2 separate regions of the Mus musculus genome follow, and region 1 is linked to region 2. The links are chromatin loops, found by intact Hi-C in ENCODE. Cell type or tissue: gastrocnemius. All regions are shown on one strand. Each heading gives the region's core, and the rest is flanking DNA. Links, peaks and the distances in the headings are about the cores only. Region 1 holds the start of Usp53 (ubiquitin specific peptidase 53). Region 2 overlaps Synpo2 (synaptopodin 2).

Region 1 (12,691 bases), core at 2,401-10,400, 120 kb before region 2:
AAAAATTAAACAGTTTGGGAGATACTAGTATCAGTTCATTTTTACTATCTGTATTTTTATAGCCAGGATTTAAAAACTAGCCTGCTTTTCAGAGTCATGGTTATTCAACAAAATTCATTCCTCTAATGTATAGCTGAATGAGTTTTGACATGTAATTACTACCACAGCCAACTGTCTCCAATCTCCTGAAAGCTCTCTCAAGCCTCTTTATAGCCATAACCTTTTCTTTTCAGTATAGAAAGAAGTAGAATAAAATGCACACCTACACATACACATACTCACATACTTTATACCCTACTGTCCAAAACCTGAAGATAGGCAAAATACAATCCACTGATGGCATCTATGTTTTCTGACACAGATGGTGATAGATTTTTTTTTGGGGGGGGTGCAATCTAATGACAGAAGTCTTTAAAGGCAACGAAAGCTTTCTTCAGCTCGTAGGGAGGTGGACAGATTTCACCCCTGCAGGGTAACAAGGATGGAGTCCACATAAGGAGTGTGGGGAGCTTTTAGGACCAGAGAATTGAAATTTTAGTCCTACAAGGAAAAGAATTTGCCTGTTAGCAGATTCTTCGCTGAGGACTCTGCCAGCCAGAAACCTACCCACCATTTGATACTCTGACCTTGGCCTTGAGAAACCAATGACAGAGACCTTGTTGAGCCCATATGGATTGGCTCACTAAAATTATGAAACTATAAAACAATTAACAGAAATTATTTTAAGTTGCTAAACTTGTGGTAACTTATTATACTATAACAGAGAACTATGATACCCAACTAAAACAAACATGTTTCTGCTTTTGTTCCCAGGATTTCAATTTTCTAGAATTCCACACAAATGAAATCATATAATGTTTAATTCTCTTGGAAGAATGCTTTTAAGTTTCATCAACTTACTGCACAACTCAGCAAGTTGTGTTGTTGTGAAGTAACACACCCAAATTTATATTTCTGTAGTGTTTCCAACTTACAGTTACTGTAAATAAGCACGAGCAGTTGAGTACAACTTTCCGTGGTCTGGGTTCCCCATTTCTCTTGGGAATACACCGAGTGGGATTACTGGGATGTATGATTGCTTATGCTCCACTTCATTAAAACAAACAAACAAACAAACCACCAGATGCATCATACGCTTTCAAACCCTTGCATTTGAGAGCTATAGCTTCAGCTGCACCAGGTCTTCACCAACAATTGTTGCCTCAATCTCTTCTATTTAGAGATGCTGTGGTCTGTAGTGTTGGTGTGTGGCTGAAACACACATTTCTAGAACTAGTGATGCTCAGCAGCTTTTCACATGCTTAGGTGCCTTCATGCCTCTCGGGAAAGAAATTACTTTCAAGGGGCTGGACAGATGGCTCAGTGGTTAAGAGCACTGACTGTTCTTCTAGAGGTCCTGAGTTCAATTTCCAGCAACCACATGATGGCTCACAACCATCTGTAATAGGATCAGATGCCCTCTTCTGGTGTACTCACATAAAATAAATCCTTAAAAAAAAAGAAAAAGAAATTATGTTCAATCTTCTGGTCACAATCTTACTGTATGCCTTATTGACCTTTAAGAATTCTTTAATTTTGAATTAAGTTTTGATGAAATCTAACTTATCAAGTTTTTTAGATTTTATATCTATTTTTTGTTTGCTTTAGCTATTACACAAATGCCCATACCTATCTCTCACAGTTCTGAGGGCTGGGAATACTAAGGTAGCAGTGGCTGGCAAGAGCTTACCTTCTTCAAAGATGGTGCCTTCTGGTATTCACACATGGGAGAGAGATGAGCAAGATTACTCCAGCCTTTTCATTCATGAAGGTTTTGCTGTCACAACCTAACGACCTCCCCCAAACCTCACCTGTTAACACTACTGCACTGGGGTTTATGTATCAACTTAGGTATTTTAAGGGTTCACAAACATTCACACTACAGCAACCCTCTAACTATACCTACCCTCTAATCTCACCTCTAGCCACCTGATCTTTGCCTTTTCCCATTCCAGCATACTGACTCCTTATCATTCTCAAACATGTATCAAGCAAATTCCTACTCTTGAGAGCCTTAGCAGTGGTACCCCTGTGCCTGGAATCCTAATGTTTCCCCTGATCCTCCTGTCTTTGCCTTCTGTTCTCTCCAAAGCCTCACCTTCTAAATGTAGCCTAAAAGTAAAGTTGCAAGCCATCCTCCACCTTACCGTCCCAACTCCCCCTGGCACTTTTTACCTTCTAAACCACTATGTAATTGACCTATTGGATGTCTTGTTTACTATCTCCGCCTCTCGATTCTCTGCAAATGTAAAGCAAGTCCCAAGCATCTTCTATATTAATTGGATGAATCTGAGAGGGAAAGCTGAAATTCTAAATAACAAGTGTTCCTAACAAAGACTACCTATAAGAGTTCATCCTTTTGACATTGAAAGATGATGTTGTCATCTACAAACATGTTCAGTTGAACTCACAGCTAGCCTGGGACTAGCCAGAGGAAGTCATAGAAGGGGCATCTTGCTAATGCTCATGTCTTTAGTCTCTGAAATGCTACCAGTCTGCCTTAGCATCTCCTGTCTGCTCAGTCATCATCTTAATCTTAAGGTGATGGCTTACCTATCTTCACATTCCCTTAGTTATAATGTCTGTGGTCTACAGCAACACAGTGCAGCTCTCCGGATGTAGTTCAGGATGAAGAAAGCCACCACCCTCTGTCAAGTCAGAAGCGACTCCATCAGTGTGGTGTGGATGGAGATTGATAGGAGAAAGGGAGGAGAAGCAGAATCTTACAGAAGGGAGAGTAAGAGAAGGAAACCGTCCACCACCCTTTCACCTTTGGACACTCAATGTAGGGGTGCTGGTCATGGTTCAGAATAGCCAGAAGTGAAGCTTAGAGGAGGAAGAATTCACAGATGGAAGTGGCTGCTCATTCCTACTAACTCAGCACTAAGAAGGCTAAAATATACTAAGGAGGCTAAAGCATTGGGTTTGAAGCCAGCTTAGGCTACAGAGCAAATTCCAGAGCATACCGAATTATAGAAAAATTTTGTCTCAAAACGTGACCCATCCAAAAAAGAAAAATTTCTGACATGATTATCTAACACTTTACTAATATTTGAATCTCTAGTATCTAGTACACAGAATATGTTTTAAAAGGTTTACTAAGAAAAACCTGCTAACCCAAAGAACACAAATGCTAAGTTAGAAACAGTATTCTTGGGACTAGAGATGGCTGAGAAGTTAAGAATGGTTGTTACTTTCCCAGAGGATCCACATTTGATTCCTAGCACCCGCAGGGCAGTGCAGAATTGTCTGTAACTCCAGTCTCAGGTGATCTGCCTCTGGCCTCTATGGGTAGCAGGCACACAGATGGTACAGACATATAGGCGAAATACCCATCCAACAAGAAAAAAACAACAAAATACAATAATGTTCCTTAAAACTTTCCCCACCTTTAATTCTTTTTTTACTGCTCAATATGATAAACTTCATACTATCACAAAGATGTCATGCTATCTCAGATATTTATTTACTAGTGTAATTAAAGTTAGGGCTGAGGTTCTCATAGCTCTGTGGTCACAGCACTGGCCTACTATACTATGGGCAAGGCCCATGACCAAATTCAATGACCAGCACCAAAACACACACACACACACACACACACACACACACACACACTGGCACACGTAAAGCTTTGAAAGGTAGGACAGTGAAGGTTTACATAAAATTTTACTTTCCAGAATACAAATATGAATACATGAGGCAATTTGAGCCCTGTGGACTCTTCCTGTGGCCCAATACAGGCTCCTCTGATAGCATTTTTTAAAAAGAAAAATGTTACAAAAAAAAAAAATCAGCCACACAGAAAAGCAATTAAATTAAGATGTGATTCTAAGCCTTATATAGTACACCTATAATCTCAGGGCTTGGGAGACTGAAGGAGGAGGATTACAAACTGGAGGTTAACCTAGGCTACACAGGAAGACAACCAAGTACATAAATAACAAAATTATAGGCAAACACTACATTTCTTGTCATGGACCACTAAGAAATTGGCATACAAATACGTGTGTGTGAGTGTGTGTGATTCTTATTAAAAAAAGAGAAAGAACTCAATTACTTGCCAAGATTAGAGTGGTATATAAAGTTATTTAATAAAATTCCAAGAACTGAGCCTGGCGTGGTGGCGCATGCCTTTAATCCCAGCACTTGGGAGGCAGAGGCAGGTGGATTTCTGAGTTCAAGGCCAGCCTGGTCTACAGAGTGAGTTCCAGGACAGCCAGGGCTACACAGAGAAACCCTGTCTCAAAAAACCAAAAAAACAAACAAACAAACAAAAAAACCCAAGAACTTGTAAAGATTTATGAATGGTCGAGTAGTTACACCTATTTCTTGTTTCTATTATACACATACATTGTAAATGAGCATTTGAATAATCGTTGCAACACAAAGTTAATAATCTACCATACCAATACTACATGTGTATCGTCACTAATGTCTACCCTGCTTCTCCAGGAGGACACAAATCAACACACGTCCATCCTTAGCACAAAATCTCAGGAAGAGCCTCATACCATAGCGCACTATGTTCAAAATGTTGGCATGTGCAATATATAAGCTACCAAGCTTTCTGTAGATTGTCGTTAGGGTCTGTAATTAGGTCACACCTTATAGTTAAAGCTGTGAAATAACAAGACTGCTTAGTATCTCAGTAACTCACCTTTGCCAGCTAACTTCAACGACCACTGTACGGAGAGAAGACGAGTTTTCAGAAAGTTGTAGAGTCAAGCAAAGTCCTTGATTCATTCCTTCTACAACTACAGACTTCCAACATAATGGAGCTGGTGTCTAATGAAGTTAGCATCTAAAAGTGCACATCACCCCTTAAAATAGATCAGATTTCTTGTCATTTTTAAACTTTATTCTGTTAAAACAAACTTCTAAGCCACTGTACACCAAAACTGCATTTTTCGACACTACATAGTGAAAATAAACTTCTGAAATTAAACAATATAAGAAATATTTTGAATCAGAGCACATAGTGAAACTGTAAGGGCATTGTGTGTGTGTGTGGGGGGGGGTGCTTTCTTACTAAAGGGCAAGAATAAGTAGAAAATGTGTCCTACCACTAAAATGGCACTTTTATTTAAAAAAAAAAAGTGACGCCTTTAAAGTAATAAACTGTTAGTGCCACGTATCATGAGTTCGATAGACAACTTTATAAATAAAAAAAAAAATCCTAAGGAAAAGGCTTGTTTGGAGGGTCTCTTGTTTTTTATCCTTTGGGAAAAATACTTAATACATTGATTCGATTTACAAACTAAACAAATCACTTCTGTAAGTTTATAGCAAGTTGTCCAAAGGAGCTCACTTTAAAAGTCTCTAAAAGATAAGTCAAAAACCTTATTTTCCATACAACTCTTGCCCGCAGAAAATCTATTAGGAATTCTTCTGACAATAGCAGATAAATCACACATTACTTTTGAAGACCCTTTCTTCACTATTTTTTTTTTCCTTTTTTCTTTAACAGAATAGGATGAGGGATCTCTGCCTCGACCATCATCGACACAGAATTGAAAACAACAGAAAATAAAACTGACAAGTTATCAATGTCACCAATCCATTCTATCATAACTTCGTGTCAGCACTGGCTCCACCTTTTAAAGGTGAAAATCAGCGTGCCTGGTCTTAAACAAGCTCCAGGGCTCACCACAGAGAACTTAGGTTTACTGCCCATGTACCTCAAAAGTAGCCTTGAAAATATATTTGGAGGAAAGAATATGTTTCCAGCTATGGAAGACCGCAAGCAGATAAGGACGTGCAGTACGTTTTTGCAAGCATTTATCGGGATCTGCACGGAGAAAACAAACCCCAGGAGAATAACAAAACCTCAAAACAGGCTCAGATTGCAGGGCTTCACATCCTCCCGGTTACACCTGCGCAGGCACTTCCTGTTCCCCCGCGCCGCCGGCGAGTAGTTTGGTAATTGTACCGTAAACCGCCGTTTAGAAGCTAAACATTAACTCCGTCCGTCTGTCCAGCTACTGAGAAACCAACCAAGCCAAGATTCTATCACATCCAATCCAGTCTGCTCCGCCAAGGAGGAACGCCAATCACGCTGGAGCCCTGGTGAAGGCTCAGTGCTCCGGCAGCTGTGGGGCTGCACCGGGAACCGCAGGAGCCTGGCCAGCGCATCCCGACCCGGCCCAATCCCGCCCTCAGCCTGCGGCCACCCGGGTTAGCGCGCCCGAGCGGGGCCAGGCCGTGGGGACCGAGAGTCCTCCGCCCTCTGCCCAGCGGGGGCTCCCGCGACTCACCCCAAGCTCTACCTCCCGGCGCCGTAGCCCTTCCAGTCCCACTGGCCCGGCTCCGCCTCGCGCCGACACCCACAACGTCGTGACAGGCAAAGCGACACGCACAGGGACAGACGGCCACACCGCCGCTTTCAGCCGCCAGACCCGCGCAGAGCATGCGCGCACGCCCAAGACCCAGGGGCCGGTCTGGGCAGTGACACCTGCGATCAACAGGTCTCTGGACCCCGCCTTCCCCCGCGTCAGGACGCCCCGCCCCCTTGCGCCGGGCCCGCCTCCTCGTCTCGCCCCGCCCCGCCCCGCCCCCGCACGTGAGTTCCCGGCTTTCCCGCGGGTGATGCTCCCTTTCCGAGGGCTTGTGTGAGGCGCGAGATCCCGCGAGAGCAGGGCTCGGGCTTCTGCCCCGACGCGGGGGTGGCGCGCGGGGCGGGCTGTGAGACGGGACGTGGCGGATCGGCGAGCGGCTGCGTGGTGGGCTGGGGACTGCGGCGGATTTCCACGGCAGACGCGGGCGTCCCGCCGTCGTCCGCCTTGGTTGGCGGCTTTGCAGCCTGAGTGCGGATGCGCGGGGATCTGAGCCGGGGTTCTGTGGGTTTCAGCCATTGCTGGGTCGGCACCCCGGCGGTCCCCTTAGGGAGTCGGTACGGTCTGTTTGCAGTTGAATGGTGTCCTTTGGCGCGAATGTATTTTCCCTAAGTGGGGCTTTCGTGACCACTAATAAAACGAACGTCTTCATAACCGCGCTGACCCAGTTAGTATTTGTCAGAAATTTTGGCAGCATCCTCTCCGCGATGTGGAGCAGGTTTTGAGTTGCAAGCTGCTGCTGCTGCGAACCAGACTAGCCTTTGTCTGGGAAACTTTTATTTGGGATGATAATTAAAAGGAAAAACAAAACAAAGGGGGGAAAAAAAAACCTGGCTGATGATTAAGATGACTCAAAAAGGTAGATGTAGGTTTGGAAGACATTTCCAAAGCTGGCGTGAGTCATAAAAGTTGACTTAGATAAACTCAAAGGGGACTCCAGTTTACCTGAAGAAATCGCATGAGGGAGACCCTGCAGGTTGGTGGGTGACATGCAGTGAGGTTATTGTGTTTGACCCGGGATCAGTGAGAATTTATTATGTACCACATAAAAGAAGTAACATGAAGCCATAGACGCCGTCCTCAACATTAACATTAAAACCTCGACGGGAAGGAGCCGGAGAAACCAGCTCTTAGAAATGTAAAGAATTGGCACCATACTGTTTCCTCTCGGGTGCACTCTGTTTTGAGGTGTTGTTTAATATATCTTCTGTCACCTCTTTCCCCTTCAGCTATATTGTGTATTCTCGGATGTATTTTACATGAGTGCCTTAAATATGTCTTAAAAATAGACCAAGGAACAAGCAGTCCAGGTTTAGTTATGTTAATGTCCTACTCTTGACGTAACAAGATCTGAACGCCTTGTTCCCCCAGGAAAAAAAAAAAATGGTAGTTAGGAAGGTCACAGTGTGGTTGTATTAACTCAGAATTACTGTTCCTCGATGTGAGGTGAATGTTGGGGGTTAGATTCAAACAGTCCCTGGGTGAGCAGACCTAAATTATGAAGGAACCATCTTCACCACATTGGTTAAGGGTTCCTACAAGGGAGTAGCTTTGGTGTGTCAGAGAATACACTAGATCATCTAGGTGAAGCCCAGCACTTCCTAGTACCAGCATACCTCTTTCTGATAACTCAGACTGAGGAATGTACTACCCTGTGGCTAAATTCCTGCCTCTGAGGACTGGTAGGAGTAGCAACTTTCTGTCCAGAGGAGCGGGGATCCAGTAGTTCCTGGAAGTCATTATAGCTAGGTGTGGTAAGTCATGGCTGATGGGGTGGGGTACTGTGAAATGCAACAAGGAGAAAAAGCAGCTAAGAGATTGAGGCAAAATTAGATGTTAGGCGAAGTCTTTTACCTATAAAAACATTCATGAGGAGGTCTGACAAGCAATTGCATATTAACTAAGCCCTAGAGAGCAAGAACTATCTTTTTTTTTTTCACTGAAGTTCTAGGGCATAGTTGAGTCTGGCTGCTATGAAATCAAAACAGTCCTTTGGGGAGTGAGGCGGATTATAGGAAAGATCGGGAAAAGATGCAAGAGACAGATATGGGAGGGCTGCTGGTTATTATCACACCAGCAGGGAGTGTATGTCTCATAGCCTTTTTATACCAGTACCTTGGGAAGCAAAGCCACAAGCTAACAAACAATTTGCTGTTCCCATCCAAAACCCTCCCTATTCCTCCCACCTAGGTCAATAGAATCTTCAGCCTCTCGCCTTGAACTTCAAGTGTATCTCCTCTTATCTTTCCATGCCTCAGCAGGCCAGGAAATCTGCCAACAGACCTGACCTGCCTTGACCCTGCCTAAAAGGCAGATTTTTCTCTGCTTCAGAGAAGCAGCAAAAGGCTCCCAACCATTAAGTATCTGGCACCAGTGTTTAACAAATACATGTTTAGTGAATGGGATGAAAAGTTGTAGTTGATTTTGTTTGTTAGAATTGATAAAACTGTTTAGGCAAAAATTAGAGCTACTGGGGATGTGTGAAGGAAGACATGTGCCTGTTCAAAGTAAAATAAGGCTAGCGTGGGCTTGGTGTAATGGGGGCCCTTGTAGGTTCTTGAATGGCATGATTAGTTTGGAGTGTGACCAAGAGTTAGAGAGGAAACTAAAGCTAAGTAAGAAGAGATTTTTCAGACCATGACTCAGGGATGAGCCTTAGAACACTCTAGTCAAAACCAGTTCCTCCATGTATATCTCGGTTTCTGTGACATAATCCTTTCCATGACGTTCCTCCTAGTTCGTCAGTGTTTCCTCTCACTTTACAGGGATTTAAACGATTACTTCCATTTGTTTATCTGTGTAGTGTGCACACGTGCTGTATACCACGCGCGTGGAGGTGAGAGGGGAACTTGTAGAAGTCTAGAAGTCGGTTTTCTCCTTCCATGTGTGTCCCAGGGATGGAACTTGGGCCGTCGGGCTTGGCAGCAAGTGCCTTTACCTATGGAACTCTCTTGCTGCCCTTCCTCAACCAAGTTTAAACGATAATATGCCTTACTGTAAATTATAAGGTCTCATTTATTCTCAGGATATTAAATCCTTCAGAGTATATTCATGTTAGTTCCCAACTTAAAATTGTTCAATGGTTTATCATTTATATGAACTAAAATCCAAAATTCTTGCCAATGCCTACAAACAAAAAATGATCTACAAGTAAAGAATGATCTCTTTACTTATCTAACAATATCTTGGTATCTCCTACCAGCCTGGATTTTACATTCTTTATTCCTGTGTACATCTCAACTAGGACATTTGACTTTATTTTCTGTATATTTCTCTCCTGTGGGACACGTGGCAGTGGTTAATTGAAAATTTTGGTTGTGATATTTGGAGGTGAAGATGCTACTAAACTACATAGGACAAGATAGCCTCCCACACAACAAAGAATCATTCAACTCCAAATAAAATCCCCTGCCCTTAGTAACAGACCCTTCCCACTCATCACAGCATGCGTATAATCCCAGATGGAATTTTTTTTTTTTTTTTTTTTTTTACCTATCTGTTAGGCAATTAGTGTGGGGGTGATTCTGACCCCTTTTCAGCAGTTTTCAGAGTTTACAGAAAAGGGCCTTTTTCTCTGATTGCAAAGCAGAATAGGAGTGTGCTGGAAGCTACTGCAGCAATGTCCTTTGGTATTTGGTGTCACCAGTCCAAAAGAATATGGTCCCTGAGGGTTATCTTTCCCTTTCAAAGAAGTTAAGGGTTGAATATTCGCTGTATGCCCCAGCCTCTGAGACGTTTTGATAAACACAAGAAGGTCAAGTTCAACATCCCTGGCATCTTACATAGCCTTCTTTGGCTTAAACCTTATTGGCTCTCCATCCCGTTCCTCCTAAGATTCTGCTATTCCAAGAACATTTGCTGGTAAGATACCAAGTGACTTAAACTGTGGCCTCCTTAAGTTTTGCTGATAGCTTAGCCAATTTCATACTCTTGAGTTATTTTACCTTGACACATTCTAATTTTCTTATTTGTAAAAACTAGGGTGAATAATAATCCATGCCACTTGATAATGCTTCAGATAAAAGCAACTACGTTGTAGTATTATTGGTTACCAATACTGTGTCACCTGATAGTGTGATGCTACACGAAGCTATGTGCTGTTTCTTGGCAGAATGCCCCTGGTCCAGACTCTCACTGTGTAGGGATCTGTTCCTTCCCGAAGGAGGGGAAGGAACCCATTCTTTCCTTTTTATGACTTTCTGTTAAGATCCTATCACAGTGAACTGAAAGCCACCTCCCAGGAATGTGAACTTAGTGTTCTTATTTTTGTCCTTTACAGCAATGGCAGTTTATCTTCAATTTCTCTTAAGGCACTACTTCATGTTGAAAATACCACTTGTGTTCTTAATCTAAAAATAATCTCTTCTCAATTTTTGAAGGCCTAGTGAGTACCAAACCAATTCATTTTAATTCATTATATTTTACCTTATTCTACAAAATACTTCAAATGAATTCTAGTGTAGCATAAAGAATAGTGGTCAGAGATAAGCAAAGGCTGGAAAGACCCTGCAAGGACAGCATATATGTATAAGAACAAACAATAACACAGGAGTATGCACTACCTGGGTCCCTTGAACTTGGAAAACCAAAAATGAGTTAGACATTTAAGTGATCAGTAATAGGAAACATTTTTCTGTCTTTATCTCAAATGTGTCACTCCCAAGTGGGTCTTCCTCTGAAGAGCCTTGGGCATCATTTACTCTGTTTACCTAGATTTCCTGATGGTGGCCTTATTGGCATGTCCCTGGTAAACTCAGTGTGCTCCATGTGGCTGGTTCATAATATACTCATATTGTCAGCCTCTGGGGAAAAAAAAAATGTGCCACCCAAAAATAAAACTGCACTTTTGCAGTGAGTCTGATTGCAGTTTAGAGAAGTATTTCTTCTGTTGTTTCCCACCACTGATTCTTAATCAGAGCAGCTCATCGAGGGCTGTTTTAGAATGGCTTGTACCTACGCTTCGCCCGCCAGTGTCAGTTTGTATTTAGAATAATTAATTTGACTTGATTTTTTGTTTTGTTCTGTTTTGTTTTGTTTTGTTTTGTTTTGTTTTCAAGACAGGATTTCTCTGTATAGCCCTGGCTGTCCTGGAACTCACTTTGTAGACCAGACTGGCCTCTGACTCAGAAATCAGCCTGCCTCTGCCTCTGCCTCCTGAGTGCTGGGATTAAAGGCGTGTGCCACCACGCCCGGCTCTTGACTTGATTTTTAATGGATTTATATGAAACTAAGAACCTATGAACCCTTAGGTTCTTCATAGAGCATGAATGTTTATGTAGCCTTGCACACAAGATCCTATTAGGTTTTCAACCTATTAGGTATTCCATAACTGACAAAAAGGATTCACTGGTCTATTTCATTTTAGGATGGTTTGCTGTTTGTTTTGAGACTATTTTGTGTAGCTTACTGTCCTACAAGCTCTATAGCTGCTGATGGAGTTAGACTCCCACAGCCTCCACCTCATCCCATGGCCGGCTTCTTCCTAAATGTTTATTGCCTAGATACCGTCTTTATCTTCAGCAGTGTCAGGGAGGAAGGCAGAGGCTGGATTCCTGACGTTCCACTCCGTGAGTTGTCTGCATTAACTCCCAAGGGCAGTTTTGAAACAAGTTAGAAAACCCAGCCTTATTCACAGATAGACTTGATTTTAAATCCTGACCATTACCATTTATTTGTCTGATTTTGACCTTTATGAATTTCTCTAAGGCTCAGTTTCCCTCATCTGTGTGTAGCAGTCTACTATTAACCCTTACTTTGGGATGCTGTTTATAAGATTAGTAGATTACCAGTGGTTTGTGGGACTTTGTCTGTGTGGTTTTGAAAAAAAAATAATTGGAGTGCTTTATGCAGATTATTAAACTTATTGAATGACCCTAAATATTAATATATTTAAGTAGTATGTGTATGCAATATTCAGCATGGAACCACCTAATAAATGTAAATTGAATAAATTTAAACAAATAAAAGAAAGTGTCAGTTAAGAGTGGTTCTGTTTATAGCTATGGAAACAGAGTAGATAGAAGTAAGAGAAGACACTGCATTGTACTAACAGACCCAGAAGCAAGGGCTGAGGCTCTGGGGTGGAAATGGGAAGAACTCATGTTCATCTGTTAAAATCCCTCACTGTTCAGATAAGGAAGCGTAGACTCGGGGAATAAAATTCCCAGGCTCCTCTCATGTACCACAGGACTAAACACTCGCAGCTTGCCTGCCATGACACTCTTTCCCTGAAACATTCTCAAGTCTCCGAAGAGCTGGGTCTCTGGTTCCTTAAAGTGAAGCAGAATCCCTTCTGGGTCCAAACGTTGATGACAAACATA
Region 2 (12,691 bases), core at 1,753-9,752:
ATTTTAAGATGTAAATGACCTACCAAAATTAAAACAAGAGGAGATCAACAATTAAAACAGATCTGTAGTAAGCAGTGGGATTGAAGCAGTAATTAAAAAAAAGAAAAAAAAATCTCTCAACTCAAGCAAATCCAGGACCAGATGGATTTTATCAGACCTTCAAAGAAGAACTAAAATCAATACTTCTCAAATTAATCCATACAAAGTGAAGAAACATTACCTAAGTATTTTATGAAGACAGTACTATCCTGATCTAAAAACCAGACAAAGATAAAGATGCAACAAAAAAGGAAATTAAGACCAAAAACCCCAAAGACCATATGAACATAATTGCAAAGGTTCTCCAAAAAAAAAAAAAAAAAAAAAAAAAAACCAAAAAACCCAAAAACAAACGTTTTAAGCTTAATTTAATAGCACATCATAAAGATCACATACTATGGTCAAGTAGACTTTATTCCAGAGATATAATTATAAAGTAATATATATATATATAAATAAATAAATGTTATTTATTACATAAATGGACTCAAGACTAGAAATTATAAGGCCATCTTGATACAGGGAAAGGCTTTTGATAAAATCCAACATCACTTCACGTTTTAAATCATTTAAAACTGCATTTCAATAATCTTAAAACTCGTGTAGAAAAGACTCTAAGTAGCCAAAGCAACCCTGAGCCAAAGTGAATCTACTGCTAGAGATATTGCCACACCCGGTTTCTACGCTGCAGAGGCAGCATAATAAATAAACAACCAAACAAAGCCCAAACAGTTTGGTAGTGGCACAAAATAGATGCATAGATCCACAGACTAGAACAGAGGCACCAATACAAGGTCAGGTAGCCACAGCTACCTGACCTTTGGCAAAGATAGCAAACGTACCCACCCAAAGCTGAGAAAAGATGAATGGTGCTTGGATAACTGGATCTAAGTGCAATAGTGTCCTCACCTCTCCCGTGCAGAAACCTCGGCTTCCCAAGGATTAAAGATTTGTACAAGACCTGAGAGTTTCCGCCTGTAGGAAGTATGGAGGACACTTCCAGATGGAGGCCTGCTTAAGTAAGGGCTTTCTGAATAAGACTCTAGCCCTTTAAGAAGTAAGTCCAATAACTGACAAACAGGACCCCATGAAAACACCTGTACATCAACTGTAGACGCAGCCTACAGAATAGGAGGAAATTTATTTATTTATTTATTGCTTGCCAGCTGCACATCTAATAGAGGATTAGTATCTACAATAGTCAAAGAACTCAAATACCTAGACTCAATAGAAAATAGGCTGTGGAGCCTAACAGAGAGTTCTTGAAAAGAAACACAAATGGCCTATAAAGATTCTAAAAAGCCTTCAACATCATTAGCTTTCAGGGAGATTCAAATAGAAACTTCTTAGAGATCCCGGCTGTGCTGACTAGTGTTTCCCCACTTTATACAAACCATCTTAGAGGAGGGAACCTCAACAGAGAAAATGCCTCCCTACCACCAGCCTCTAGGAAAGACTTTGGGGCGAGTAGGGGGAGGGGCGTCTTTTCTTGATTAATAATTGATGTAATAAGCCCACTGTGATTTGTACCATCCTTGGGCAGGTGGTCCTACCATACAGAAGAAAGCACACTGAACAAGCCATGGACAGCAAGCCAGTAAGCAGCATTCCTTCATGGCCTCTTCATCAACTCCTGCCTCCAGGTTCATGCCTTGAATTCCTGCCCTGAGTTCTTCCAGTGATGGAGTTTGACCTGAGAACTATACGATGACATAAACTCTTTTCTCCCCAAGATGCTATCGATCACCATGCATTATCCCAGCAGTAGAAACCATAAGACACACTATTAACCCAGTCTAGCTTTAAGAAATCAGACAAAAACATTGGTGAGGACGTGGCCAAAGGGGAACAGCTGTCCATGTGGGAGTGTAAATAGGTGAACCTGCTATGGGATTCAGGTCAGAGGTTTCTCAAAACGCTAAAAATAGAACTACCATATGACGCACCTGAAAATAGACCCAAAGGACCCTTGTTTCCTGCTACAGAGATGCTAGCTTATCCACGTTCATGGATGCTCCATTTAGAATAGCTAGGAAATGCAAATCAGCTTAAATGGCCATCAGCTAATAAATGGATAACAAAAATGTGGTGCACATACCTCATGGAATTTTGTTCAACTATAAAGGAGAAAGATGAAATAATGAAATTTGCAGGAAAATCGATGAAACTGGAACACATTATATTAAGCGATCTAATCCGGATTCCGAAAGGCAAATGCCACATGTCCTCTCTCATATGTGGAGCCTAGCTTTGACATTTTTATTCGTGTGTTTAACTTGGAGTTGCTGCAAAGGTCATAAAGTCAGAAAGGGACTGTGAAAGGAGCAAGAAAAGACACCTGCACGGACCTGGGGGATAGCAGCTGATACTTGATAGGAAAGGAGAAGAGGAAAGACTTAGTGTCCGAGGTTCAATCGTGCACAGGGGTGTGCGGACTGGGAGGGGAGAGGGTGGAGGTGGATTAACCAGAACAAAACATGCATGAAGAATCTTTACCGCAATCTACTACTGTGCATGCCAATATAAAAAAATGTATAATTGTTTTAGAAGGAAGTTCAAGCAGAAATACCCTCTGTGGGTAGATAATGCTCACACCAGGAGACAGGAGTTATTATTCAAGAATCTCAGTGCCAAGCCTGTGAATGACTGGCCAACGAAGTCCCAGAGACCTCCAAAACGATGCTGCAGATATGGCTAGAGGTCTTGGTTACTCAACTAGATAGTAGAACCCGATGGCTGAGGACACCACGTGCTTAAGTTTCAGAATATAAAGAAATAAATCTGGAACCGATCAGAAAAACTTCCTCTCTGCTAGCTACTTTCATCATGTCCGAAGTTGCTGCAGGCTGTGCAGGCTGCAGGGGAAGGCATCACTATTCTTACCCTGTGCTGATCCCTGTATACTACAATACTCAAGTGCCAGTCAAAGCGTGCCCAGTGGTTCAATCCTGGCATAACTGTTATGGACGTAACCAACTACTTTCTGATTGGGTTGGGGTACTCCTCTCCAGGAGGGAGTCATGCCTGATGTTGTAAACCTGGCCAATAATTCAAGGGTAGGGACTTCATAGGGTCTATGGAGGAACCTATTATTGCTGGTTTGCTAAATGATCATATGTCCAACTATCTTCTAAATATTTACATTTATGGGAAAGTTCTTTTTTGTAGTAGACACTGAATGGTAAATGCAAGGCTCGTAACTTGTCAAAGTGCTAAGAATCTGTGACTATTGGATACTCAGCCCTAAGGAGAACACCTCTCCTCAGGGGATAGGACGGAAGTCAAGTTAGAAAGGATGTAGGGGCCATAGGACAGGGAGGAGAAGTATAAAATCGGCCATTGCACTTATGGACAAAGACTGTGATTAATTCACTTTGCATGTCTCTCTGGTCTAAATGGTGAGGTTTTTCTTTTCTTTTTTTTTTTTTTTTTTTTTTTTTTTTTTTTTTTTTTAGTGACATCTTTCTGTGGTGGTCTGAATAAGAATGGCTCCCATAGCCTCTCATTTGAGTGCTTGTTCCACAGTTGACGAAACTGTTTAGGAAGGGTTATGGCAGAGATGTGTCACTTGGGTGTGGTCTTTGATGTTCCAAAGGTTCCGAGGTTCTTAGCCTTCTCACTCTCTGCCTTGCACCTATGGATCAGAGGTAAGCTCTCAGCTACTGCCCCAGTGTGGTGACTGCCTGTCACCATTCTCTGGCCATGATGGTAATGGTCTCTAATGCTCTGGAACCATGAGACCCCAGATTAAATGCTTTTTTTTTTAATTAGTTGCCTTAACCATGGAGTTTTAGCACAGCCATAGACAAGTAACTAAGATACTTTCTTATTTAAGAAATTTTGCAGCCTGATGGTGGTGGGGCACCCCTTTGATCCTAGCATTCGGGAGGCAGAGGCAGGGGGATCTCTGAGTTTGAGGTGGATCTAATCTACAGAGTGATTCCAGGACAGCCAGAACTACACAGAGAAAAGCCCTGTATTTAAAAAACAAAACAAAACAAAAAAAATTTCATTTTAGAGAAAAAGGAATTCTATAAAGTAGGTAAGAATTGTCAAGTGAAAAAGTAGGTAAGAATTGTCAAGTGAATGATCAATTTTCTGAAGTAGATAAAGGATAGGTAATTGTAGCCTAAGACAGCAACTTGTAAAGGCAACACAATGTCTAAGCCCTTCTAAGCATGGGGCCGGGGCGGGAGGAGGAAGGAAGTAGGAGAAGAAAACAGAAAACCCCCATAATGTGCATGTCTGAAGTACTTATGCATCTAATCTAGCCATTAAAAACCAAAAACACCAGAGAAGGAGTGGGAAAGAAGTTTTTAACAAATAATCGAAATGTTCCTCTCAAACTTCGCTTGATTTGTGGCTTGGGAATCATTTTATCCGGCCATGGTGGCTATGTTTAATCTCAGCACTCAGGGAGGCCGAGACTAGAAAAAAAAAAAAAAGAAATCATTGTATGGAATATTATTAGTCTGCCACTCTCTCTCTCTCTCTCTCTCTCTCTCTCTCTCTCTCTCTCTCTCTCTCTCTCCCTCCCTCTCTCTCTCTCTCTGAGATGAGAATGAGAGAAGAATTAGGGAATCTTACTTCATAGTCTAGGTTGGCCTGAACTCTGTTTCAAAGAAACCTGATAAAAAGAAGGAAGGGAAGTATGGCTAATTAACATTCAAAATGCTTCAGAATTCTTTGATTTAGATCAATAAGAATGTTTTGAAATCTCACTTCCAGAGAGATTTCAAATTTTAAGTTAGTCACTTTAAAAACCACTTTTGATTGGAGTTAGCAGGTCTAGGTCCCCAAACCAAGGGCAGCTTTTCTTTGACAATCCCTTCTCTGAGAGTTACAAAGATGCTGAAGCGCTCAAGACTGTCTTAAGTGATAAAACTATAATTCTGCTTCTGAAAAATATTTATCTCACCCTTGATGTGTAGTGACTGATCTGACAAAATCAGATCTTGAGGCTTCTCCTATCTTTAATAAAACAACAAGGACAATACTGGAAGTCAGTTGCTGAGCCACAAACTTTGGAATGGCGGTCTGGGAAGCTCTACGAGGGAGAAGAGTCTGCTGCCACCTGGTGGACGCTAGGCGTAATCACGTTTGCTTTAACACCTCACAGAGTCCGAGCAGGCCCACAGCCCTGCGTGGTTTGGTTGTCTTTGATGAGGGGAGCCTACAAACTATTAAGAGTCTTAAAGGACTGTTAGACAGGTGTTAGAAATGCGTTTTATAAAATGAGGTGCACAAACAAACAAGTATCAGATGACAAATTCCTGGCTCCCACCCAGATCTAATAAATAAGTATCCAAGGTAAGGCCATGCCAATCTTTACTCCCATGGAAATGAAAGTTGGAAAACGATGTAATAAAACACAAGAAAGACATACGGGCATGGTGGCTTATCCTGTATCTCATACTTAGTTCCTGACTTGCTTTGGTTTGAGATGCGGGGGGGGGGGGGGGGGGGGGGGCACTCATGAAGCCCAGGCTAGCCTCCAAATTCGTCTATAGCTGAGGGAGACCTTTAACTCCTAATCTTACTGCCTTCACCATTGCACCATTATGCTGGCTTTCAGCAAGACTTTCCTAATTCAGATTCCAGCGTCGATGGAGCTCATACTAGGCTGCCGTGAAGAATTAGTTAGCCATATCCAAACATTGACAAGCAGGTCAGGTATTCATCCTTGGGTGCTAAGTGTGGGAAAAAAAAAAAGAAAAGAAAACTCAAAATGGCAGATTCATGCCTTAGACTGACACCTGGGGTATCCAGGTTACTCAATAGTGGATCTTATTCTGGAGTGAGCAGTTGTTGACGGCATTTATACATTTGAAACACACTGGGGAAAAATGACCAAGGGTAAACCAATTCAAGACCCAGTTGTGGCTTTTGGGGTTTGGCTGTTTGGGGCCCAGTTGTGTTTTGTCTTTAGCTATGACTAGACGTCACACATGAAAATCTAAGCCATTTCTGTTTCATTATATCCGAAACAAAATTCCAAATCCAAGCTTGTTTTGATTTGTGATTCTTTTTTAAAGGTCGAGTCTTCTGAGCTCCGACTTCTGCTTCTGACTCATAGACATTCTAGAAGTACCAGAAAATCCACAAAAATTCCCTGGGCGGAGGTGGTCATGTTGACGTCCCTCCCTGCATGGCTTCTGAGGCTTGTGTCTATGCCTTCCCAGGCCCTGGGCGCTTGCTCTGTGGAGACCTAGATTTCAGTCTGGCTTTGGAAAGCAACCATACCTCTTAGGCAAGATCAAGTACTGCAAAACAGGTCGGGTCATTGACCCTTTGTCCCCAGAGGGAGTTGCAGCAGGCCTGGGGACAGTGAGGTGCAGTGAATGAATGGGTCAGTGGGTGTTGTCAGGGCAGGAACACACAGTGAGACTCTATCTCAAAAATAAAAGGGTTTGTGTGCGTGTGTGTGTGTGTGTGTGTGTGTGTGTGTGCACCTCTGTGTGCTGAGAGAGTATTTGCATCATCTCGGGTAATCCCACATGGAATTTACTTAAGAGGTGATTATCTTTTGATCATACCAAATCAAACCAGTCCCTTTTTCCTCCCCAGCATCAGGGATGGATCCTGGAACCTCATATTTTCTGGGCAAGCACTGTACTGTTGAGCAATGCCCTGTCCCCAAATCACAGCTTCTTAATTCCTAATTTTGCGGGAATTTTTGTCACTCGGTATTATTGTCACTAAATTTGAGGGTTTTCTTTTGTTCTTTCTCACGGATCTCCGTTTTCTCTTGGTCCTCTACGGTCCTGGTAGCAGTGAGCACAGTCTGGCACATACCAGCCTACAAGGGCTGGGAATTTGTTTGATGGAGTCTGTTCAGCACACTTGTCTGAAATGTAAGGTGTGGTCTACGGTTGCTTGGAAGTATTTGACAGGGACTGTGCTGGCTAATTTTATGAACTTGACACAGACTAGAGACATCTGAGGAGATGGAGCCTCCATTGAAAAAAAAAAAAAAAAAAACAAAGGGCCTCCAGGAGGCTGAGCTACAGGCAAGTCTGTAGGGCATTTTCTTAACGAGTTCTTGATGAGAGAGTTCAGTCCAATGTGGGTGGTGCCACCCCTGGGCTGGTGGTCCTGGGTTCTATAAGAAAGCAGGCTGAGCAAGCCCCGAGGAGCAAGGCAGTAAGTAACATCCCTCCATGGCCTCTGCATCAGCTGCTGCTCTATTTGAATTCCTGTCCTGACCTCCTTCAATGACAGACAAGAATGTGAATGGGTAAGCCAGATGAACCCTCTTCTCCCCAGCTCGCTTTTGGACATGGTGTTTCTTCACAGCAATTATAAGCCTAAGACAGGGAGGGTTGTCTGTCTTGGGGGAATCTTCCAATGGGGTCTGCATAGCAGGAAGGGTTGATCCCCCCACCCCAGGTACATCTAGGGTGGCTGCTGCCTCAGCTGGAAGTGTCACCCTCACAGGTCCCAGTGATAACTACTCGTCTTCTTTGAAACACTGGAAGCTGGCGAGTCTCGCATTATAATTCTGCTTAGTAGTACTGTTAGGATGCCCAAAGTGATGGGTTTTGAATTACCCAACTATCTAACAGGAAATTTCTTTGAATTCTCTCGGGGGGGGGGGGATGCATAAAGCCAAGGAATCATTCCTTTTGTTTAGTCTGCATTTCTTCTTGTGCACACCCCTCCTCCTTCCCTCCATCCTACCCCCTGCATCACCAACCCCCTTTTTCATGTTCTGTTGGGTTTTTATTTTATTTGATTCATTCCAGGGCCTCACACACACGCTAGGCAAGTGATCTACCACTGAGCTATATATTCCTAGCCCTGACTCCATTTTCTAAATCGTATCCCTTGCCTAGCCAGAGGCTGTGACCCTGTCACACAAACTCGCTGTCAGAGCCGTATCCCCCCCCCCCCCACCTTATAGCTATGTCTTTCTTAGAGACTTATTTCCATTTCCATCAAGCTCCCATAGTATATAAATTTATGGTCTATCTTCGGATGAAAGGGTCCTTCCCAAGCCTATTGTATGGAAAGCCATTTATCCAACACGGAACTTCATGCGGAATTTGCTTGCCCAGCAGACAACTAGCAGGTCTTCTGGAGTGAGAAGGCAGGGTGGAAACAATGTAGCCATGGATGCAGAGTACTGGCGTTGCCAGCAGGTGTATGTATCAGCCTCACCCACTATCCAAAGCTCAGGACCCGCACAAAAACTACATTAAGCCTTTTGAACCCAAGAAAGAACAAAAACATCTCCAAGTTGGGTCAGTAGATCTAAATGACAGGCCAACAGAGGAAGCAGAGGGGGCAAGCTCTTCAGTTTTATTTCCCCTTTTTAACTTCCTATTTGACAGGTCGTTATTAAACATTCTGAATTTCAGGTGTTCCATTAAGTAGCAAACCACCTTCCCTCTCCCGGTAAATCCCAGGAGTAAAAGCAGTGTGGCTGGTTAGGAAGGCAGAGCACACACTGAGTTGTTAACAGAATGCTAGCTCACAGTGTACAACCTAGGGCAAGGTCTCCAGCCTTTGTGCCTCGGAACCCCATCAACAATCCATAAAATGGGCACAAAAATGCTACCTCCTTTACCTGGACAACCAATCAAAAGGGTATTGTAGGAAAGATACTCAGCTGATGCCGGGCTAAAGTTTTTGTAAACTCAGTATTCTCATTATAGTTTATGTAAAACACTCACATATTTTACGACTATCAATAAGCTAATTGTCCTTCCTACCTTCTGCCCACACTCTAGTCCTCGGAAGCTTTGAAACTGTGTGAATGGCCGCCCCAGCTTCTGTCCCTAACTGACATCCTGATAGGGACTGCAGGTCTTCATTCAGGGTTGTCCAGTGTGTCAAAATGTCATTCCCCCATCAAGAAGAACCCAGCACTGTACTCTTTGATGTCAACTTCCAAGAACACTTTCTGTTTCTTCCTACGAGGCACATTTCTTTTTCATGCAGGGCCAGCTACTGTCCTTTGACTTTAAACTGTTTCTCATGCATATACCAGGGACCTTTCTTTTGGATCCATGAGATCAGATCTCTGCAGAGTGCTTTGAACATTTCTGAGTGCTCCCATTGGCAGAGGCAGGAAGGAGGGAGATTGAACAGCAGGTCTTGGTGGGCTGTGCTTAGGGACTCTAAACTATCATTTCGGCAGTGGTAAACTACACCGGATGTAGATAAACAGATCAAGAAAGAGATAAACAAAGACCCCCAATTATACTGAGTTAGCTGCCAATCTTCTGACCAAATCAGTAATCTGAAACCTGTCTGGCAGAATTTTCTGTCCTCACAGTGGTCTGGGTGATGGGACCCAGGAACCTGCATCTGTGTGCCCAAACACACCCCTAGCTCCAGATTTGACAATGTTAAGATTAAAATTCTCTCCATTCAATCGCCTCTGAGTGGCTCTTTGACTTCTGAGAGCCAAGTGGTGGATTAGTGTGCACACATCGTATGGACCACACACTTTAAACATTTTAGAAAGTGACTTTGTCGAGGAAACAACTGCACATCAGTGCTCCTGCCTCGAGGAATGGAAGCTCACGGGGTGAGATGCGGTGTCTGGTCATTCAGCACTTTTGCCTGCTGTTTGGATCTTATGGGAATTTGCTGGTCTGCTTTGTGGCTGGAAGCCAACTCTGGTAGGAAGTCAAGAGAAGAATTTCAACTTGGTATTTTCCCAGAATACTTGTTGACTCCGCCAGCAGCTTTGAAGTGTTAACAAAAATCTCTGTGTTCCCCAGAGTCCAGTGATATGGGACATAAGACCATCAGGGGCCAGTGTTTCTGGGAATATCGATGGTTGGAATTTACATACTTTTCTCATGAACACGCACAGTAAAACGTTTAAAAGCAAACGCAACAGCTCTGCTTCAGGTGAGGTGAGCGTGCTCTCCTGGCTTCCTTCTGAAAGCCTGTGAAGAATTAAGCCTTTCAGAAAACAGTCACTTCTTACCGACCTTGATTTCAAGTGCCCTTCCTTCCTGCCTGGTTGGTGGGGACTCCTGAGAGAGCACAGCTGACTCAGGGGAACTCACCTTGAGATGTGAGCGCTAAATGACTTAAGTGACACTGGGGAAACACTGAGTGCTCACAATGGGCTTCACTGGCTGTGTCGGAGAGCTTTGCCCTTTCAGAGGTAGCAGAGACCATTCACATTCTTTCTCCCAGTGACTGCAAACAGGAGAGCAGCCTCAGGTGCCGGTTCATTCCTTTAAAGGAGAATCGTCTGTGACATTGCAGATGTGACTACTGATGCTCTAGTACAGGCTGTGGGGTGATCTGCAGTTGTTCTACACTGAGAGATGTTGGCACTAACCAGAAGAGCCGTTCCCAACTTGGGGGATCCAAGAACCCTTTCACAGGGGTCGCATATCAGATATGCTGCATATCATATATTTTACATTAAAATCCATAACAGTAGCCAGAATTACAGCTATGAAGTAGCAACAAAATAATTTTATGGTTGGGGAGTCACCACAGCATGAGGAACTGTATAAAGGTTCGCAGCATTAGGAAGGTTTGAGAACCACTGCTCTAGAATAAAAGACGCCAGCTTATGTTACATAACTAGCTATAGCTTAGACGTGTTTCCCCCTGCTTACAATTAGTTTCTTCTTGTGCATATTAAATGGGATTGTTGACACGTGGTATTGTCAACAATCACTGTACATAATAGCAGTTTACGAGTTCGAGAATGATCATCCAAATGTGCAAGATAAAACATAGCTCTAAAAAATGTGACAGTGGATAGTCTAAATACATACACTGTGTATTAGCTACTCTCAAAATAGAACTTGTTTATGATCGAAGTATTAGAGATAGGCTAGTGAGTGTTCTTAGGTTATGGTGTCAATGTAGTTCCCCCCAAAAACAGGGGCAAATGCTGGGCTTGTATTTCCATGCTACCTGCCTGCCTCCTGGAATCTTCATATTGTGTGCTCACAGCGCCTTGTTCCTGCTGGGACGGGAGGCTTGAGCCTCTCGGAAGGAAAATTTAGCACAGTCCTTCAGTTGTGGCTGGGATTCCCTCAGTGGATAAAGCATGCAGTGGATCCCTCTGGGTATAGATCTTCAGGTACTCAACACAAGGCACCCTCGGGGATTCATTATCACTGTTGTTGACAACAGAAATGGACTTCGTGAGTTAACAAAGGTGAAAGGAAGAGGGAAGGAGCAAGCAAAACCAACCAACAGAGAATAAAAAGGAAAGAAAAAAAAAAAAGAAACTGTTTTTTCTAAACTCCCCATCCAGCCAACCAACGACCCCACCAACCTTTGCCTAAAGTAAAGCCAGGACTCAGATTTAACCGTGGACGGAGCAGCAGTTGGAGCCAGAATTCTAACCTCTTTCTGCCCCAGTGCCATCCCTACCGTAACTCCACCTGAGGGGTGGCCCGTGTAGCTCCTTGGAGGAGGAAGTCCTATCTGTACCTCAGGGAGTTGGCTTAGTCTTTTCTTTCCCATGCTTAGTCCCTTGGAGAATTCAATCTAGTGTCTACCCATGGACCCTGTAGTCCTGAATGAGGCTATGCTACCTTCTGGTAAAAACTGTAGACACTGTGTCTGTTTGCGTGACATATCCCTTAGAGATTTTTCTAGACCCACAAACCATCCCTAGATAAAAAGATGGCATAGTTGTATTAGCCATGTCTTTAGTTATGAATGTAAGTAGTATCTCTGCTAATACCATGTGACAGCAGCGAACAGACTAAGGGCACTTCTCACTGCTGCAAACCACTGCATAACTGGGGGTACTTCTGAGCCACTAATAATAAGGGTACTTTTGAACTAATGATTTAAAAATAACTACCCGTCGGTTGGGTGGCAGAATGGCCATATAAGTTCTATGTCTTTCGTCTAACTTATTGCTATGTTAAGAATGCAAAGTTATGCCACACCATGGTGATACACACCTTGAATTCCAGTACTCGGGAGGCAGATGTAGATGGATCTCTGAGTTGAAGGCCAACCTGATCTACAGAGTGAGTTCCTGGATAGCCAGGGCTATACAGAGAAACCCTGTCTCAAAAAACAAAACAAAACAAACAAACAAACAAAAAAAATCAAATCAAAACAAAAACCCTACCAAAATGAAAGAAAAAAAAACCCAAATCAAAAAACTAACAAACAAACAAAACAACAACAAAAAACCCAAAGCAAAGTTATAAAAAAATACCCCTTTTCTTTTTCCATATGAAGAAAGAATCTTTGGTTATTTTATAAAATACACACACACACACACACACAGACAGCATTTAACAAACTGCCTATGAAGGCAGTGAATGACCAAGTACTATTGTATAAGGGACTGGTTGCCCCTGTATTCTACAAGAAACTTCCTGATTGATTTCCATAGAGGCAAATAGAGACAAAATCACTCCCTGTGGTTGTATTTCCACCAAATGCATGGTGGGGGGGGGGAGGGTTATAGAGAGAAAAGCAGCGCAGTCCAGCTTCACTCTGCAGCTGACCCACCTCTCATTATGTTTTGGGAATACCTAAAATTGACATTTTCACAGTGGATGCTCCCCAAAAGAAATAGATGCTCTCCAAAGGGAAATTCAGATGCTATAAGAGAAATATTAGAGAAACGATTAAGATCAGAGCAAAGTCATACATGAAGCCTTTACAAAACACATACAATGAGCAGATAAAGAAGAAG

Evidence for each region. A loop is a pair of places that touch in the nucleus more often than their neighbours do. Peaks named below come from ENCODE experiments on the same cell type or tissue, not always from the same donor. Only the 100,000 strongest peaks of a DNase experiment are listed, where the experiment ranks them.
Region 1: it touches region 2 in a loop (4-fold over the local background); 12 of 42 quality-filtered maps call a loop at or near these places.

The regions. Positions count from the first base shown.
Region 1 is chr3:122,977,989-122,990,679 of GRCm38, forward strand. It overlaps Usp53 (ubiquitin specific peptidase 53), which reads right to left and starts at 6,459. Exons shown (of 16, transcript NM_133857.3): 1 at 6,294-6,459. In gastrocnemius, for the core only: no CTCF peak of the experiment used is centred there; a DNase peak (open chromatin) is centred at 6,568; H3K4me3 peaks cover 2,375 bases; H3K27ac peaks cover 3,789 bases.
Region 2 is chr3:123,098,284-123,110,974 of GRCm38, forward strand. All of the region lies in intron 4 of Synpo2 (synaptopodin 2), which reads right to left. Among named protein-coding and RNA genes, the nearest start is that of Myoz2, 70 kb to the left of the region's middle. In gastrocnemius, for the core only: a CTCF peak has its summit at 5,118 (motif pointing left); a DNase peak (open chromatin) is centred at 5,118; H3K27ac peaks cover 3,873 bases.